Linked DNA regions of Mus musculus: region 2 is linked to region 1. A link is a loop called in an ENCODE intact Hi-C map of the cell type or tissue named here. Cell type or tissue: heart. All regions are shown on one strand. Each heading gives the region's core, and the rest is flanking DNA. Links, peaks and the distances in the headings are about the cores only.

Region 1 (9,930 bases), core at 935-8,934:
TCTGTGTGGCTGAGGATATTGTTGAAAGTCTAATGATCTTGCTTCTATCTCCTAAGTCACTGAGATTGGAAAGCAGTAAGCCTGGTTCACACACAGTGTTGGGGATCAATTTCAGGTATCAATTGAACTGTATATCGCCAGTGCCCAGAAGTCAGCTTTTTAAAATTCAAGATTCAAGTGAGAACTCACTAGAATTAGAATGACCACCATTAAAAGCAAGCAAGCAAGCAAGCAAACAAACAAAAACCCAACAACAGTAACAACAAGTGAACAAATAAAAACCCCAAATCCAGAAAATAACAAGTGTTGGCAAGGATGTGAAGAAACCAGAACCTTGTACACTCTTAGTGGGGAATATGAAATGAAATAAAAATTAAACACACAGCTACCAGAGGACCCAGTTCTGCTTCTGTGTGTATGTCTGAAAGAAGGAAAAGAAGAACTTGAAGAGACATCTGTACTCCAGTGTTCATAGCAATATCCTTTCCAGTAGCCCAAGGTGGAAGCCTAGGGAAAATGTGATATAAATATTCAACGAAATATTAGTCACACTTAAAAGAGACATTCAGCTGGGCAGTGGTGGCGCACGCCTTTAATCCCAGCACTTCGGAGGCAGAGGCAGAGGCAGGCGGATTTCTGAGTTCGAGGCCAGCCTGGTCTACAGAGGGAGTTCTAGGACAGCCAGGGCTACACAGAGAAACCCTGTCTTAAAAAACCAAAAAAACAACAACAACAACAAAAAAAACCAAAAAAACCCTAACTAAAAGAGACATTCTTTCAGGTGCTGTGACATAGAAGAAATCTGATGTGGTGGTTTGATTGAAAATGGTCCTGCAGACTCATTTATTCACATGCTTGGTCCCCAGTTGATGAACTGTTTAGAAATAATTTGGAGGCGTGGCCTTGTTGGAGGAGGTGTGTCAATGGGAGTGGGCTTTGGTTTCAAAAGCCCATGCCTATAGATCAGGATATAAAGCTCTCAGCTACTCTCCTAGCTCCACACCTATCTGCTTTCTGCCATGATGATAATGGGCTAATCCTCTGAAACTATAAGCATGCCCCCAGTTAAGAGTTGCCTTGATCATGGTGTCTGTTCACAGCCACAGAACTAAGATACCTGGGGATATTACAGTAAGCGATGTAAGACAGCCACAAGTGGGTGGAGTGTGGCGGCTTCATTCATTGGTCCTTCTTGTTGCTGAGCCCAGAACTGTCAGATGCAGAGACAGAGGGGGGGGGGGGGAGGGGAATGAGTGCAAAATGTAGTTGCCAGGGGCGGTGGGGGAGGAGGAGTTGGGGAGTTAGTGTTTAATGGGAGAGCTTCAATTTTGCAAGATGAAAATGTTGTAGAGTTGATGATGGTGATGGTTATGCAACTGTGCATGTGTGTCAAGAGCCACTTAAACATGGGCAGGATGCTACATTTTCTCATGTGCATTTTCATGCACACACATGCATGCACACATGCATGCACACATGTATGCACACATGCACACACATGCAAGCACACATATGCATCCATGCACACACACTCACATTTCCAGGGCTAAGATCAGCTGGTAAAACGCTTGCCTCTGTGGCATTATCAGACTGTGCTCTGCCCCTGACACCCCGTCTTGCTTCCTTGGGTTCCTTTCTTGGCTAAGGTGTGAGCAATTACCCCTTTCTCCAGTCTCCCTTCCCCATTTTTGGTTCCAACCAGTCCCCTTCTAAGGCAGTTGTCTCCTTCCCTCTCCCCCTCCTTCCTGGGCACACGGCTGCTTCAGGAAGTTCTGACTGGTCTTGGGGCCCTCGGTTAACAGAATACATTTCCACTGTGGATTTGGCCTCATCAAGACCGAAACAGTCTGTCCCTTCTGGCTCCTGCTGGCCTCTGACTGTTGGTCAGTTTGTTTTGAGGTAGGGAGGGGAGTGGGGCAGAGCAGAGAAACTTTACACAAAGACAGCCCCTCTGTTCCCCTAGCACTGTTGGATGCCTGGTGGGTGGTTCTTGGCCACAGTCATTCCTCCTCCTTCCCTACTGCCAGCTGGACCTCTGTCCCCTCTTGTCCAGCCAGTGCCAGCAACTACCATGAAAGGACAGTTCTTCACTGAGGGCCAAGTGGAGGCTTCACCCCACCCATTCTCAGAGGACCTTCTTAGTCTAGGGCATGTCTGTAGTGCCAAGGCACTATCTCCGTGGTTTGGGGTGTTTTTTTAAAGTAAATTGACATAGGAGACCAGACTTGGAGTCTGGCTTTCTCCTTGAGAAAGCTTCTATTCTTTATCTGAGATCCCTTCCTTGAGGCCCAGGGCTTAGTGTTGGGCAAAGACCTACCTTGTCAGGTCCTCCACTTAAGAGCCCCGAGAAGCTTTCTGGGTTTTCCCAGGCAATCATTGACAGAGGAACAAGTTGGTGCCACCCCAGTCAGTTACAGAGACCCTGACTTATCAGCTTCTTTATTTTCTAAAACCAACTGGATAACGCCCCCCCCCCCCCCGTCCCCACTTCTGCCCACAGTCAGGACTCATTTCTGAGGGTAGGGATATAGCCAGATGATAGAGTACATTCCCGGTGTGCATGAAGCCCTGAATTCAGTCTTCAGGGCCATGTGAACTGGCCTGATAACATGTATCTATCTATAACTTCGACAATGGTGAGATGGAGCAAGACGGTGAGGAGCTAGCTCAAAGTTATCCTTGGCTACATAGCAAGTGCAAGGCCAGCTAGGGCTGCATGGGGCCTTGAAAAGGAGAAGAAAGAAAAGGCCCAGTAGGGAATTTTTCTGCAGTTCAGATCTTAAACCTTCTCAAAGACACACATGTCCTTTCTCCTTCACATCCAATAGCAGCTGTGTAACTTTCCATGACCTTCCCAAACGTTCCTAAGTCTCAAAGAGGGTTTAGAAAGTTAAGGAGAGGCTTGTTCCAGACGCACACCCCTGAGCCTGGTTCGGGTGTGGCTGGAATTAAGTAGATTCTTGGCAGTGCATGTGTGGATGCTGGCGTGTGAGTCTCCCTGTACCTGAATTACAGTGACTTCACACATGGTCTCCTCTCAGCAGCGTTTGTATGTTCAGAGGGGTCAGAATTCATTCCTGCCATACTCCTCATGCAAGTTTCATTCCCATCTCCTCGCAGGAGTGCTGGGATTGCAGATTCAAGCCACAACATCTGGATTTAAAAAACAACAACAAAACAAAACAAAGCAAAAAACAACAACAACAAAACAAAAACCAAAACAAAAATTAACAACAACAAACAAGCAAACAAATAAAACCCATGGGAATCCCAATGATCAAACTCAGGCTGTCAAGCTTGCAAGAAAACTTGCCAGCCGTGTCTCTGGTATTTGAAAGTACAGTTCAGTAGTGTTAAGTATATTCTTATTGTTCTGTAAAGAATTATGCTGTCTAGTTTTAAGTCAACTTGACCCAAGCTAGAGTCCTTTGGGAAGAGGGGCTTTCAACTGAGAAAATACCTCCAATAGATTGGACTATGGCAAATCATTTTCTTCATTGAATGATTGATTGGTTGATTAATTGATGTGGGAAGGCCCAGCTCACAATGGCAATGCCACTCCTGCGTTCTACAGGAGAGCAGGCTGAGCAGCCATGAAGAGCAAGCCAGCAAGCAACACTCCTCTATGGCCTTTAGACCCGTTCCTGCCTCCAGTCTGGCACTGACATCCCTAGGTGGCAGATGTCAAGCTGTGAGTTGAAATAAACCCTTACCTCTCCAAGTTGTTTTTTGGCCACAGCATTTTAACACAGCAATAGATACTCTAACTAAGACTCTAGGTTCTGTAAATTCATTATCCTGCCAAGCTGGAACTCTGCAACATAGCAAATTCCCATGCTGGCCTCTCTTTCCAGGAGCTGGTGACCTACAGATCCACCTTCTGTTGGATGGCTTTTGATACCTTCAGTAAGAAGGATCCTTTGTATTTTCCTCTTTGTGACTGGCTTCTTTCAGCATTATCTCCTTGAGGTTACTCTAGATCACAGCCCATGTACCTAGTCTCTCCCAGACCTCAACAGTGACCTTACAAGTTGACTTTGAGTCACAGTTTCCAGGTGAGAAAATTAAGACTTGGAGGGATTAAACAATTGTCCAGGACTATGCCATGAATCAAATTATGTGCCCTCAGATATAGGGCCGAATTCTCCCCCTAATTATCTAATGTGGCCTTATTTGGACATGGATTCTTTGTGGGTCTGATTAAGTTATGGACATGAGATCGCCCTGTGTTTGGAATGAATTCTAAATGCAGTGACGGACTGACATCTCTTCCTCTGACATCTGGGCAGGCTGGCACAACCCACAAGAACCAAGTTTCTCTATAGTTTGTTTTCCTACAGAGCACTGAGGCTCCCCTTGGTTTTGCTGCAGCACAAACTTGCCCAGAGCCCCTTTGGCTTCTGTAGTTGACTTTCTATCTTTGCTGGACTTGGGTTGAGAGGTCATCATTGATCATATTTGCCCTCTCCTCACTGTTCCTCCAAACATCACCCTGGTCTGCTTCCACACTTAGTGGCAGTATAGCTCTTGACCTTCAGAGGTCAAGTAGCACCTTTATTTGTTGAAATAAAGGTCTGTTTTCTTCCTGTTCTCTGGAAGCTGGCTGTCCCCTGGATCTTCCCCCACCCTGCCTCCATGAGCTTCTTTGGATCTATGCTGCTGTTCACTTGATTTCAGAGTCACATCTGCCTTTTCTCCAGCCGCTATCCCTAGTACAGGCAAAGTCAGTTGTGGGCAATGGCGACAGCATAGCTCCACATTGCTGCCTGCCGCAGCCTGAGGAGGTCCCTTAATCTAGATCCCTGGCCGTGACACAGAAAACTATTTCTGAACGAGCCAGTAGTAAGCTTATTAAAAATAGCAAGAGCCGAGCCTGGGGAGAGAACTAGGCCCACCTGAGGCCGTGGGTATTGACTGCTCAGAGGAGAGTGGCTTTTCTGTGTCCTTGTGGTGGCTGTAGATAGGATTTCAGAAGCTTCTGGAACTTCATTTGCATAACCTGTTTAAGGGACCCTCTCCCCTTCTGTCTCTAGTGCTCTTTCTGTTGAGATTGCAGGGTGATGCTGGAGCTGCCCTAGATGGGAATACAGTGATAAGGTAAAGCCAGGGGTCCTTAGGGTTGCTCGAGGGGTTCTGGTGAGATTCCTGGAGATTTGCAGATCTACAGCTGGGAGGAAGAAAGGCCTTTCTTCCGCAAATGTACATGTCGTTGCAATTCTTGACTCTCATCTGGAAAGAGGCGTCACCAGCTGCTTATCCTTCTCATGTCCAGAATTTTCCCTTTCTTTCTACACTGGCTCAACAGTGGGAAGCTATGTGCAAGCTAGGGCACAGCTGCCTTGCCCTTGGCAAACGCACGGCTGTTAACAGGCTCTCATCTCCCAGGAGACACCTATTCTTTCTGATTCCACCTGGCCCCTGTCTTCTTCCTCCAGTGCAGGCTGGCCCAGCCTTGCTGCTGCGTTCCACTCAGTTCCTGGACATCAAGGACTCTCCCCTGGCAGTGACTAGCGTCCCTTACATGGCCCCTTCAGAATCTCTCATTTCCTCAAGTAGCTGTTGTCATTTGAAATGTTCGCCCTTCTCCTCTGTGTTGATCTAGGGTCAGGCTCTGCATTGGCCTTGAACAACTCAGGGTTGGAGCTAATTTCACTTGATGTAGAAAAGAAAAAAAACAAGCACAAAAAAAAAACCCAAACTGAACCAACTGACCAACCAAACGAATGAACAACCAAATAAACAAAACCCTGCCCTCTTTGGAAGAGTGGTGGATAGAGAGGCACTTGGAGCCCCTCTCTTTATGGCCCCAGGAGCCCGTGGATAACACTTCTGACTAAGTCCAAGATTCTGCAGATCTGAGAGGGAACAGGAGGATGACAGTGGCTGTGAGCATTACTCTCCCGAATGGTTATGGGAACAGTGTTAGTTTCTAACTCTGGTACAGTGGGAGTCTCTGAGGCAGGGGACAGGGAACACAGCATTGATTTCCCACCTGCTTTCTTTGGGTTTTAGCAGCATATGGCTAGGCCGATGCAGCACTTCTCAACGTGTGTCCTTAGGATAAGGGTCGGACTAGTTTCTTAGGTTGTTACTACTTCTCAATAAAAGTGTCTTGAGTGGAGAAGTCTAAGAAGTGTTTCAGGGCTGGTGAGATGGCTCAGTGGGTGGAGGCACTTGCCTTCAAGTTTGAGGACCTGAGTTTGATCAACGGGCTCCACATGGTGGAAGGAGAAAGCCTCCTCTTGCAGGTTGTTCTCTGTCATACATAAACATGTACACATGTATACACACACACACACACACACATATATATATATATATGTGTGTGTGTATATATACATACATATATATGTATATAATATGATTAACTAAATTTAATTTTTAAAATAAAAAATTATAAAATAAAACAGTGTCTAGGCAGGTGTGGTGGTGTTTCTAATATTTCAGAGGTAGAGGCAGAGAAGGTTCAAGCCTATCCTCCACCGCGTAGGAAGTTCAAGACCAGCCTGGGCCACATGAAAAACCATAAAACAAAATAGCAAAGCCCAAACCCCAAGCAAAAAACCAACCAACCAACAAAATCAAACCCAAACAACAACAGCAACAAATCAAAATAGCATTAGTAAGGTTCTTTACTGCAGAACTTTTTGCATAACTGTGCCATCAAATCAGCGTATATAACTGAAGGCTTCTGGGTGAATGTCACGTGCTGGGAACAGAAGCCTGGGAAAGAGCCTTGTCTGCAAGTAGTTTACTAGTCTGCAGCAGACAGACTTTACGCAAGGGGCTACCCACTAATTATAGCTTTATAGTGCTACAAAGGAGAAGGGTGGGGTCCAAGGAGAGCGTGTTTGCCATTATGCTCTATCTAGTCTGGCACATCAGCAGTGGCTTTCTGGGGGAAGTGATGTCTGCATTAAGACTCAAAGGAGAAGCTGCTTCCTAGGGCACAGGGGTGTGGAGCACACACAGGTGCTCTGAATGGGAGAGTGTTCTAACCCCCTTCCCTACACTCCTCCAAAACTCCAGCTGGCATGGGGCCTACTGTTGGCTTAGGTGCAGACAAAGATCCCCAGCAGGAATTCTAGAGACCAGAGTTATGGTGGTAATACCGTCTGTCCTTAGCTATCTAAAGACCAGGCTCTCTCTCTCTCTTCAGCCTTGTCTTTGTTGTCAGTAACATCCAGAATAAAGAGCATGACCCTGGAGAGCTATGCTTCTTTTATTCTGCTTACTCGGCAAGGGGCAAGGGCTCTCTCATGCATCCCAGGCTGGCCTCAAACTCATTATGTAGCCAAGGATGACCTTGAGCTGTGCCTCTTGCCTCCAATCCCTAAGAGCTAATATTACAGTCTCCATCATCCATGCATATGTATATGAATATATATATATATAATTTTACATGTATAAAATTAAAATTATAATATAGGTTGCTTTTTCTATTTCTTAAGGTACAGGCATGAGAGAAGCAGCACTAACTACCAGCGAGAACATTTTTAAGTAGGGAGGGAATGAATAAAATAAAATAAAATAAAACAAGAGAATGCAACAACTATAGCATTAATTATGAGTAAATGCTAAGGTGATAGATAGCTCAGCTCCCAGGCATGTGATATGGAAAAGTATAGTATGTTTGCCACCCCAAAGCTTCAGGAGACCACTGTGCCTTGGCTATGGCTTGAGTATGTTCTAGAAAGCCACATGTGCTGAATTGAATCCCTGTTGTATCATATTAGGGTGAAAACTTAATTCCAATGTAGTGTTCAGAGTTGGAGTCGATAGATGTTGATCAGTATTAATAATTGTTGACCTTCCATCTAAGCTCGGCCCCACAGTTACCTGGCAACAGTTACCTGCCTGACTCACTATAGAAGGGGATGTTTGCCCCCTCCTTATTCTCTTACCCTCTCTTCCCCCTCTCTTCCCATTCCTCCCTCATGTGCTCATAGCCAGCCTCCACTTCTTCTCTTCTCTTCTCTTCTCTTCTCTTCTCTTCTCTTCTCTTCTCCCCTCCCCTCCCCTCCCCTCCCCTCCCCTCCTCTCCCCTCCTCTCCTCTCCCCCTTTCTTTCTCTCTCTCTCTCTCCTCTCCCTCTCTCTCTGCATTTCTCTGTCTCTACTCCCTCAGCTTCCGACCCCCTGCCCTAAACTCTATTCTATTCTATTCTATTCTATTCTATTCTATTCTATTCTATTCTATTCTATTCTATAACATCCTGTGTCTGGTCCCTCAGGGGAAAGGGATGCCTCAGCATGGGCCTGCAGAGGCACCCACTTCCCCCATACCATACTGCACCTCCACCAAACATATCCTTTCCTCTCTTTTTTACAAAACAATAATGCCACCAGGGTGGACGATATGTTTTGTAAAGCGGCCATAAGATGGGTGGGAGGGGGTGCCTTAGCAGGCTCTGGTATCAGCCATAGGATAGGCCTCGTATAAAATGGAGTATATTTGGGACGTGGAAAGGGAGTCTGGGGAAGGGAGTAGAGGCAGAGGAAGGAAGGGGACAGAGGAGAACAGAGAGAGAGAGGAGAGGAGGAGAGAGAAAGAAGGGAAGAGGCTGGCTGGGAACGCATGGGGAGAAGAAGGTGGGGGAATGGAGGGGCAACATCCCTTTTATACATGAACCAGGCTCATACCTCACTATTGCTAGGTAACCGTTGGGCAGAGCCTAGAGGAAATGCTAACAGTGGAACCCCCGTGATTAAAGACAGCGGCTTTATAATGAGACAGATAAGAAAGGGGGCATGTACATGTACCCAGCCTTTTTATTTAATGCACTTGTCCATGTTGGGACACCGCCAGTTCTATTGCTGTGAAGAGACACCATGACCACAGCAGCTCTTATAAAAGAAAGCATTTAACTGGGGGCTTGCTTACAGTTTCAGAGGCTTAGTCCAGTATCATCATGGTGGGAGCATGGAGACATGTGTGGTACTGGAGAAATAGTTGGAGCTACACTCTGATCCACAGGCAGAGATAGAGAAAGAGGGGGCAAAGGAGAGAGAGAGAGGGATAGAGAGAGAGGGAGGGAGAGAGGGGGGAGGGGAGGTGGAGAGGGAGAGGGATTGAGACTCTGGGCGTGGTATGAGTTTTTGAAACCTCAAAATTCACCCCCAGTGACACATTTCTTTCAACAAGGCCACACCTCCTCCTTTTCAAATAGTGCCACTCCTCGCCAGCTAAGAATTCAAGTTTGTGTGCCCATGGGAGCCATTCTCATTCAAACTATCCAAATGACGATAATCAGATGCAACTTCAGCCTTGAAGCAGAATCCTAAACTGAAATAAACCACTTAAAAAAAAAAAAGTCAACCTAACTTGACCAGCATGGTACAAACCTTCAATCCCAGCAGGAAGCTGAGGCAGGAGGATCTCTGTGAGTTCAAGGCCAGCCTGGACCAGAATAAGGATTCTCAGGCCAGCCTAGGTTTTATATATATATATATATATACACTGTCCCAAACAGTTACCTCCTCTCAGATATTTTACAACAGCAACAGAAAACAAAACAAAATGAAACAAAACTAACATAGTGACCGAGGTGTGGTGGTTTGACTGGACATGTCCCCCATAGATTCATGCGTTTGAATGCTTGGCTCACAGGGAGTAGCACTATTAGGAAGTATGGCCTTATTGGGAGGAAGTAAGTCGCTGTGGGGGTGGGCTTTGAGGTCCTAAATGATCAACTATGCTCAGTGTGTAACTTATCCAGTCTCCTCCTGGCTGCCTTCAGATCAAGATGTAGACCTTTCCTCCAGCACCACGTCTGCCTGCACTCTGCCATCCTTCCCACCATGGTGTTAATAAACTGAACCTCTGAACCTGTAAGCCAGCTCCAATGAAATGTTGTCCTTTATAAGGATTGCCACGGTCATGGTGCCTGCTCACAGCACTGGAAACCCTAACTATGAGACCCTGTACTCCC
Region 2 (9,930 bases), core at 1,329-9,328, 55 kb after region 1:
TCTTCAGCATAAGCAGAAACCTTAACACTCATAAAATTAAAATTAGCATTCAGTGCAACAGATGGTATTGTTTTGCTGAGATGAAATCATTACTGTGGGAGTTAACGGTAGAAAAACCCATTTATATGGTCAGCTCTCACATCTTGGTTTGGTTATGTTGATTTCATGCACAGTGTCCGTCTTAATCTCTGTTGATATTTCTTTTTTTTTTTTTTTTGCAGAGTTGATTTTATGTTTCCCATCTGTCACTTACCAAGAGGGAGTCTAATATGCATCCCAAATATGATGGCAAGTTATTTGAAAATATCCTTTAAGAAAGTTCACCCCTGATGGTGAGTGTGGTGACCCAGTGACATCATTAACAGCCTGTGGTAAGCTGCTGAGTGCTTGTACCACAGGAGTCTTAGATCTACTTGCTCTGTAAATATAAAGCTAAGACACACTCCTTTCCATTCCTGTGCTGTACCACCTGGTGCGTTGTCATGGCCCACTCACCATTGCTCCCAAAGCTTTGCAAGAACTTCATTTTCATGTAAAGTTGCAAATGGCTCATAAATTCTTAAGCACAAAAAGAAAATGTCTAAGAACCTAAAATGATTAAAATTGTACACCAGAAGGCAGAGGGGATAAAGGAGAGATAGAGGAACTCATCTTTGTTCAAGATAAGGTGTCAGAACTATGTAAAAGATGTACTTTCTATGCTGGGAAGATGGCTCGTGGGGTAAGAGTGCTTGCTGGATACCTAAGTCAAAAGGTAGGTGTGGCCAGGTATTCCTCTAACCCTAGCATTGGAGGTGATAGAGATGGGAGGATTAGAGTGGGTTGGTCTAATGTTGCTATATTCTGATGCTAATTTGAGCCCCCAAGATTGGTTGCCCCAGAGATGAGAGAGTCCACACCCCAATATAGACACTGAGTGACCCTACCTCCAATTTATTTTTTATTGGTAAATAAAGTTGCCAAAAGCCAATAGCTGGGCAGAATAGATATAGGTAGTGTTTAGGTATCAAGGGCTTGGAGATGAGGAGACTCACAAGAGGAAGAAGAAAGGCAGGAGTTAAGAGAACACGTCCCTGTGGGCTGGCCAATTGAAGTTAAGAACAGCCCAGATGAAACATAGTACGTAGTAAGTGATAACTTGGGGTTGTCAATAGGAAAGTAGATTCTAATAACAGAGAGTAGTATCTCCCAGCTCTCGTGTTGTTTAAGGCTTTTATTTACATGTATATTTATATTTACATATAAAGATTGTGTGTGTCTTTCATCCAGAACTAAAAGGTCAAAGGTAGGGTAAAAACCTCAGGCCAGGATTTAAATAATTTCTACAACAGAGAAACTGTCTCAAGGGAGTGAGGTGGGGATTGATAGAGATGCATTCTTGATGTCCCAATCTGGCTTCCACATGCAGGCATGAACACATATACACACATATGTGCAAATATACACACTCACACAAGTGTACTTTCCTAACTGTTCACACTGAGCTCATCAAGAAAGGGTGGGTGATAAGAAGACTGAGCATAGGAGCCACACAGCTCTAGGTTTGATTGATCTCCCTGTCACCCAGGCCCTGGAAATCTGTTTTATCGGTTAGCTTCCTCATGCCTCACAGAGACAAATGTAACAGTGAAGAAATGAGGCCATGTAGCAAAAAAGTCCATGACTGCTTCTGGCATTGGTGACAGTCAGAGCCGCTGTGAGCAGTTGTAGATGTTTAGCCAGACTGGAATAAGCAGCACAGCTGAAAACCCTGGGAGATGAGGTCAGTAAGTGCTTAGAAAGTGCTTAGTAAGTGGGTAGAAGAGGAAGGAGTGGGCTGGGCGACAGACTGAGCCAAGGATAGGAGCTGCCTATCAGATAGCTCAGACTTTAAGCATCATCTTATCAAAAGTCACTTTAAGTTACTGTGTATCAAAGAGTTGGCATGCGCTGTGACCCTAGACAGTATTTGTATTAAATTCACTTACATATCCTCAAATGGTCAAAAACAGACAAACTCTCCCCATTATTAGTCACAATCATGTCTCTTTTTGTAAATTTATGATCAGCTTGGAGGGATCATCTTTGGTTCACAGTCAATGGAGGTTAAAGTAGTTATTTTCTCCTCTTCTGCCTCCTCTCAAACACTGTCCACATTTTGGTCTTATTTTAATATTTTACTTTCTTCCTTTAGCAAAAGAACTGATGTTTGTTCTTTTGAGCTTGTTGATTGTTTGCGGCAGAATTCAGGCCTAACCAGGTAGGACTCGATCATCTAAGCGTGTACAAGAAAGTATGGATAATTAATTAAGTTAGTTTAATCTTCGGAGAATAGGATAACAGTAGCACCAGGCTGGATCCTAACCGCATTGGAAAATAAAATTGCTGAGGTGTTTTTAAGCTGCAAGCTTGTTTTATTCTGCAGGAGCAAATGGTAAAACTCTTAGGTATGGGCCAAAGAAATTTAAACATGAACTTCAATAGATGGTTATGGTTATCATTTCCTTTCCCCTGGGGAGATCAGAGAATGCTCTCTGATGTTGTTCTCTAAGGTTGTCTATGAATGCATTCAATGAAGCAGGAAGGCATAGGCACTCAACTGTTAAGGGGGCTTCTGACCAGGTTCCCTTCCTCTCTCGAATATGGGTTGATTCTCCTTGCCAGGGAGGAGAGGAGTAGTTAAAAGTATGTGTGAGATATTGCTGCTGTCACAGTGTTTGTACCTGCTAGGTAGCTGTTTCCAAGATGGCCATCAATGAGCCTTGCCTGGTGGTGTTTAACCTCAAGCAACCCTTCCCATAGTATGCCAGGGTTGGCTCATGTGACCAATAGGATACAACAGAAGCGAAAGTGTGCTATCTTGAGATAAGATTCTGAATGCCATCATGGCTTCTATCCTCCCTCTCAGCCTACTTCTTTGTGGAAAGCCTTATCAGAAGCAGATGTAAGGTCTGTGTGGTGAAGGACTATAGCTTCCTGCTCACAGGTCATGTCAGCAAGTGAGCTTGGAAGCAGTTCCTCTCAACCCAGCTAAGCTTCAGGTGCCTGCAGGTGCTGCTGGTACCCTGAGTACAGGCTCCTGAGAGCCCCTGAGCCTGATTTACCAGCTAAGCCATGTCGAGATTTCTGACCAAAAGACAGTGAATCAAGAAACAATTCTTAGCCGGGTATGGTGGCGCATGCCTTTAATCCCAGCACTCGGGAAGCAGAGGCAGGCGGATTTCTGAGTTCGAGGCCAGCCTGGTCTACAAAGTGAGTTCCAGGACAGCCAGGGCTATACAGAGAAACTCTGTCTCAAGAAAGAAAGAAAGAAAGAAAGAAAGAAAGAAAGAAAGAAAGAAAGAAAGAAAGAAAGAAAGAAAGAAAGAAAGAACTATTTTATGATGCTAAGACTGGAGTATTTTTCCCCAAAACAATAGACAGCTAGTACAGTGTACATCTGGGTTTTCATAGGCAAACTCAAGGATTCTATGCCGTACAGAGTGAAGAAAGCCCAGCTCAGCAAAGACTGCAGTCCTTCTCTAAGGCTAAAGGCATCTTCTAGCACTGCTAATAACTCTCCCAGTTTGAAACATCTTTTCACTTTATAGGTTAAAAACGAAAGGGGCTGGGCAAGGTGATGTCCAGCTTTCATCCCATCTCTCAGGAGGCAGAAGCAGGCAAATCTCCATGAGTTCTAGGCTACCTAAGGTAAGACTACATAGTAAGACTGTTGTTGTGGAAGGAAAAATTAAAAAAAAAAAACTTATGGAGATGGTTCATTGGATAAAATGCTTGCCAGAAATGGGTGGGGACCAGAGCTGGATCCCAGCCGTTCCCAAATAAAAGCTTGCTGAGTATATTGGCCCACCTGTTCTCCAGTACTCGAGGGGCCAACTAACTAGCCAGACTAGCTGAATCTGCAAGCTTTGGCTACAGTGAGATACAGTGGGAGCACTGGAGGAAGACACACACCCATGTTAATCTCTGTCTCTCCATGCATGCGCACATATGTGAACATGCGCTCTTACACACATGAAACTAGCATCATTTTAGTTACTTTACTGTTGCTGTGAAGAGACACCATGACCAAGGTGCTTTAGAGAAGGGGGAATTTATTGGGGATTACAGTTCAGAGGGGTGAGTCCATGGCCATCACAGTAGGGAGCAGGGCAGCAGGCAGGTGGGCATGGTGCTGGGGCAGTAGCTGGAAGCTTACATCTGATCCACAAGCACAAGGCACAGAGAAAGATAACTGGGCATGGCTTGGGCATTTGAAACCTCAAAGCCCACTCCCAGGGACACACCTCACCAGTAAGGCCACACCCGCTGTGGTAAATATTTAATATTAATTAGGGGTTTCTACCCTGCTTTGATGATTCAGTTCCCAGGTAAAAGACACAAACCCTTTACGTTTACTTAGGCCTTCGAAGCATTAGGGCTGGGCAGCTATCGACCCTCTGTGGCTCTCCTACCTGCTCTGTCACTAACTCCGAGCTGTAATTTGCCATGCTCCTCCTGAGCTGCTCTCACTCCAATTGCCCAGCCCTCGAGAGCATGTTTTCATGACTCACCTGCCCCATGGTGTCCTCTCCTCTCTTTTCACCTCTCTCTTTTCTCTCATTGTCCTACCTCAGACCCTAAGCCCAGTTACTGAAACCCCACCTACCTTTCTTCTGCCCAGCTACAGGCTGTAGGCATCTTTATTCAATCATAGTTTTAAATTAAGGAGCACGGGTACATACACAGCATCACTTGGTATGCATGAGGATTTCCTCGTCCTTGCAGGGCAAACAGACCTGAGGGGCCGTATTTAGCTTTACAATATCTAGCAATAGACAAACCTCAACACAGTTCCCCAAACAGGGATCTCCCCAAATAGTTCCCCAACTGGGGATCAACATTCAAATATATGAGTCTGTGGAGGGTCTTCTCATTCAAACCACCACGAGCACAGCACATGAACATACACCACAAACACATAGACACATCCAAAAGCAAAAGATCAAAGCCAGGAGTGGTGACTCATGCCTTTAATCCCAGGACTCAGAAGGAAGAGGCAGGTAGATCTCTATGAGTTCTATACCGAGGGTGAGTTCCAAGGCTACATAGTGAGACCTTGTCTCAAAAATCTAACAAGCAAAAAACAAAGTCAAAAATAAAAACAAAGGAACAAGAGCTGAAAAAAAAAAAAAAAGCAGAGGAACTCAGGGCTATGTGAGAGAGTCCTCCACAACTTAAATGTAGGTATTTAATGGCGAGTGATTCTTCCTTCAATGTTTACTGAAGAAATGCTGAGAGATATGCAGAAACATGAACAATGAGGTCTTTTCTTGTTTGAATTATCAATATATTGTAATTGACCCAAATATGTATCTGTGTCCCATCTTGTACCTGGAGTACTGAGATTACAGATGGTCACCTCTGCATCTGGATTTTTATTGATTTATTTTTTTAGCATGAGATCCGGACATCATGCTTATAGCACAAGTGTTCTGCCCTCTGACCTATCTCACAGGCCTGACAGGGGGTCCCTCTGGGGTAATAGCCATACTAAACTAAAGAAAACTTAGCTTTCCTTTCTCCACGCCACTGTGTTGCTTGAATTTCTTCCCAGTAAGCATTGCTTACAGTGTTCTAAATTATTACATTCAGCAACATTGATGTAGCTATGTCCTCTTGGCGCCACTGAAGGTGCCCTGATCTTACCTAACATGCAAAGGAGGGAATAATAGCCACTTGGTTTCTGTTACTGCTTTGAGTAAAATAAAATTAAGAAGTGAGACGGAACACTGTGTGAGCAGGTGACAGTGTGACAGAAATGGAGTGAGCAGAGAATCTCTTTTATACTTGAATCCCAGTCTCTCAGTTTGGTAAGCTCTGCACTCCAGAAATGAACTCCGCAGAGGCTGACCTGGGAACTTGAGAATCAGCTCCACGTGTAGAGGTGGATCAGGGGTTGCTTGAACTCCAGGGAGTCCCAGAGACCCTTGGTTGCCCCTTAGCATCTTCATTAAAATTGAACTTGTGCTTCAAAATGTTGACAACCATCATACTTGTTTTAAGAACTGGAATCAAAGACTTCAAGGGTGAAATATAGTTTTTCATCAGTTCACCTCGAATATACCCATTCCCTTACTCAAAGTCCATGGCTCCTCAGTCATTGGTGGCATTTTTTTATATGCATATACTTTGTCAGACAATATGTGTGGAGCAGAGTAGGCAGGCTTCAGTTGTTACTGACCACAAAAGCTTGGAACTATGACTCCCCACTCCTAAGATGACCCAAGCAGAATTGGAATAGAGAGTGATAAATACAATAAAGACAATGGAGGCGTTGCTTTCTGTGTCAAGATGAACAAGGCAAACAGTTCAGATGCCTCAGCAGATGATAAATCAGATCCAAAGACTAAGCCAGGGTGGGATTTTAAAAGACTTTCTCATCATTGTCTTGTCCTCTACAGAAAATAATTCATGAAATTGTGAAGTTGGGTTGCACGGGATCTCAGATTCTGCCAACACGCCTTTTGCTTTGAGTTTGTGATAAACAGCACTTACTTGATCTTGGTAGAGCCTAAGAGACAAACATCTCACCATATCCCACAGAGAGTTTACTTAGGACAGGAAACGGGCATTCAGTGAATGACTGTAAAGGCACAGTCCAACCAAGGACGGGGAAACCGTCTTGCTCATTTCTTTTGTGTGCAATTAAATTGCAGGAAAGAAGCCGAGGAAATTACGTGCCTAACCTCTTATTTCTGGCTGAATAATCTTTACATCATTGATAGTTATTAATCAAATTGTTTTGGATCTTAGATACTGTGGATGGATTTATCTGTTTCTCTGCCAAGTAATTTTAAAGCTTTCACATTTCCATTAGAAGTGGGATATGGTGCCTTTACATGAATTATAAATGTATTATACTTTTTATTAAAATTAATGAAGGAATATCTTTTGTGTCGTTTAGCTGACAGTCATTTCGGCTTGTGTTGTATAAATGCTTCTGTTAACCTTATTTTAACATTGTTACCATTTTGTGGTACTGGAGATCAAATCCAAGGGCTTGTGGATGCTATGCAAGCTCTGTTCTGCTTAGCTAGATCCCTGGGTCCCTTGTGCTATTTTGTTGTTGTTGTTGTTGTTGTTGTTGTTGTTGTTGTTAAGGAATTTGTGTTCAGCCAAAGCAAGGCATAGAATCAATTTTTTGTTTTTCCTTGTTTGGGGGGAATACAGTTGAGTTTTCATTTACCTCCTAGATCTCAGTTCTCACCTGAAGGATGAGAGAATTTATCAAAGGTGTGGTATATTTAGAATGTATTTTCTCCATCTGTATATTAACTGGCACACAGATGACCACAATCTGAGCTGAACCCAAGCTAATCCTAGCTATTGAGAGCAGAGGCCTTTAAACTAGGGTAAGGTGCTTCAGACTCTCCAAGGGATATGTGAGCTGGGTATTTTAGCAAACTCATTTCTAGGTCCTCAACTTCCATGTCCTTAATTAATTACTTAGTTAATTAATTTGGTTTACCAGGACAGAGTTTCTCTATGTAGCCCTGACTGTCCTGGAACTGGCTCTGTAGACCAGACTGGCTTCAGATTCAGAGATCATCTTGCCTTTGCCTCCTAAGTGCTGGGATTAAAAGCATGTGCCACTGTGACTAGCCTGATTTGTTGTTTTTTTCAAGTCAGGGTTTCTCTGTGTAGGTCAGCTGCCCTGGAACACCGCTGGCCACTACCATCTGGCCTTTCATTTCTTCTTAAAACAAAACAAAACAAAAAAATCAAACAAAACAAACAAACAAAATTTTTCCCAGGGTCTTTGCTAAGGCTAGCCTTGAACTCACTATATTGTAGTCAAGGATCTCCTTGACCTTCTAACACCCCCCCCCCCCCCCCCCGTCTCCACCTTCCAAGTGCTGGGATTACCGCAGCGGCGTGTCACTGCACACTTATTTCTGTAGTACTGGGCATGGAATCCAGGGAGTCATGCTTCGAGGAAGGCAAGCATTCTACCACCTGAGTTCCATGCCCAGCCCTTCAGCTTCCACTCTTATCCTGTGCCAATTGCCTTTCTTTCCAAAAGAAAACAATACCTCGCAGCATTAAATTCAGTTATTCTGAAGGGAGAAAACCCTTCAAGGCTTCCAAGAGGCAGCTGGTAATATTTGGATTCATTATAAGAAGTATCCCCTTCCCCTGACCAAATAGCAAACCCTCTGCTCGCCAAATGGTTTTCAGCTCTGCATGCCCAACAAAGCAGGGTAGGGTCTTCCTGGGTCATCAGCTAGCTATTAAATCTCTCAAATAGTATATGCTTCTAAATCACTATGTGATTTTTTTTTGACATGACTGACAAAGAGGTTAAAAAAGTTAGAGACATTTCCATAAAATAAACAAAAAATGTTTATTTTCCCATTAGTGTGTTTATATGAATAAAAGTTCTCAGAATTCACATGTATAAACATGGAAAAGAGGAACAAAACGGATGGTGAGTCCTGTTTCATTCTAGCAACAAGCACACTTTTATCAGCAGATCTGTAACCCACAGGAGGGAGAATGTGAATCTATCCATCTATCGATATGTCTGTCTACCTATGTTAGTATGGCTCTATCAAATGAAGATACATTCCCATAAAATTTTGATTTTAAACTCTTTAAAAATTTTATTTTATTTTGTTCTGTGTACATGCGTGTCTTTGTGTGAGCATGTACACATGTGTGCAGGTACCTTGGGAGGGCTAGAGGAGAGCGTCACATTCCTTAGAGCTGGAGTTGAGCTGCGTGATGTGGAGTGTGGTAAACAAATCTGGGTCTTCTACAAAAGCTGTACTCAACCTCAGAGCCATTTCCCCAGACTCCTAATTTTATTTTTAATGACAAAACTATAGTAGAAAACACATATGTGATTGCCTAGAACTGGGAACGAGGCATGGGAACTTCCTGCAGAGATGTGGACATTATTATTATTTAATACTTTGATCTTGTTTGTGTTGTTACACTCCATAACTGAGTGTAATTACCTAAAATCACTAACCAGTAAAATTGAAATGGGAGGGTTTTCTTGGATATAAATTATCCTCAATAAAGCTGAGAAGTTCTGTTGTTACATTTAATACTTATGTATCATATTTATAATATTTGCAAACATTCAGTCCATTGTATATTTGTTCATACTTATTTTAATAGAATACAATCTGGAAAAAAATCTTTACTACTTTGAGGCATATAGCTAGGACTAATAACAAACTTTTTATATGTATTCATGTGTATCTCTGTGTATGCTCAAGTGTGTATTGGATGGTATGTATGTATGTATGTATGTATGTATGTATGTATGTATGTATATGAGGCGAAAGGACAACTTTACCTGTGGCCCTCCAAACAGCATCCTTTGTTGTTTTGTTTTTGAGGCAGGGTCTCTCACTGGTCTGACGCTGGGCATGTAGGCTAGGCAGGCTGCACAGCAATCCTGAGGGAATTCACCTGTCTTAGCCTCCCCTGTGGTATTAAAATGCTGGTTTTATGAGCACATACCACCATGCCTGGATTTTTTTTTTTTTTTTTGGCATGGATCTTAACACAGATTCTCCTGCTCATAGAGCAAGCACTTTACTAACAGTTATTTCCCCAGCTTTGGCGAGAGAACATGTTAATGAATACCCCTGAAAATAATGACTTATAAAAGACTGTAAAGTATAATAGAGATAACATGGCTCAATTCTATCTGAAAGGAATTAAGATATGAGAGAGGAGAAGAAGCAGATGCAACTGCAGCTCTCAAACAAGAGCTGTTGAAGTATTTTTAAACACAGAAGGGAGTGGGCTATAACACATGACTACTTCAAAAGAAGTTTCCAATTGGTTTAAAAGAGTGGTATTGTGACCACTGTATTTTAAGATATTGATACTTTAGCTACAAAGTTCCTTCTTTGAAACTGTTTGGATTTAAGGAGAAAGGTGTTAAGGTTT

Evidence for each region. A loop is a pair of places that touch in the nucleus more often than their neighbours do. Peaks named below come from ENCODE experiments on the same cell type or tissue, not always from the same donor. Only the 100,000 strongest peaks of a DNase experiment are listed, where the experiment ranks them.
Region 2: it touches region 1 in a loop (2.0-fold over the local background); 2 of 42 quality-filtered maps call a loop at or near these places.

The regions. Positions count from the first base shown.
Region 1 is chr2:6,228,116-6,238,045 of GRCm38, forward strand. All of the region lies in intron 1 of A230108P19Rik (RIKEN cDNA A230108P19 gene), which reads left to right. Among named protein-coding and RNA genes, the nearest start is that of Echdc3, 20 kb to the left of the region's middle. In heart, for the core only: no CTCF peak of the experiment used is centred there; no DNase peak of the experiment used is centred there; H3K27ac peaks cover 1,302 bases.
Region 2 is chr2:6,283,146-6,293,075 of GRCm38, forward strand. A230108P19Rik (RIKEN cDNA A230108P19 gene) reads left to right here. Exons shown (of 7, transcript NR_040333.1): 4 at 222-332. Among named protein-coding and RNA genes, the nearest start is that of Gm13383, 25 kb to the left of the region's middle. In heart, for the core only: no CTCF peak of the experiment used is centred there; no DNase peak of the experiment used is centred there.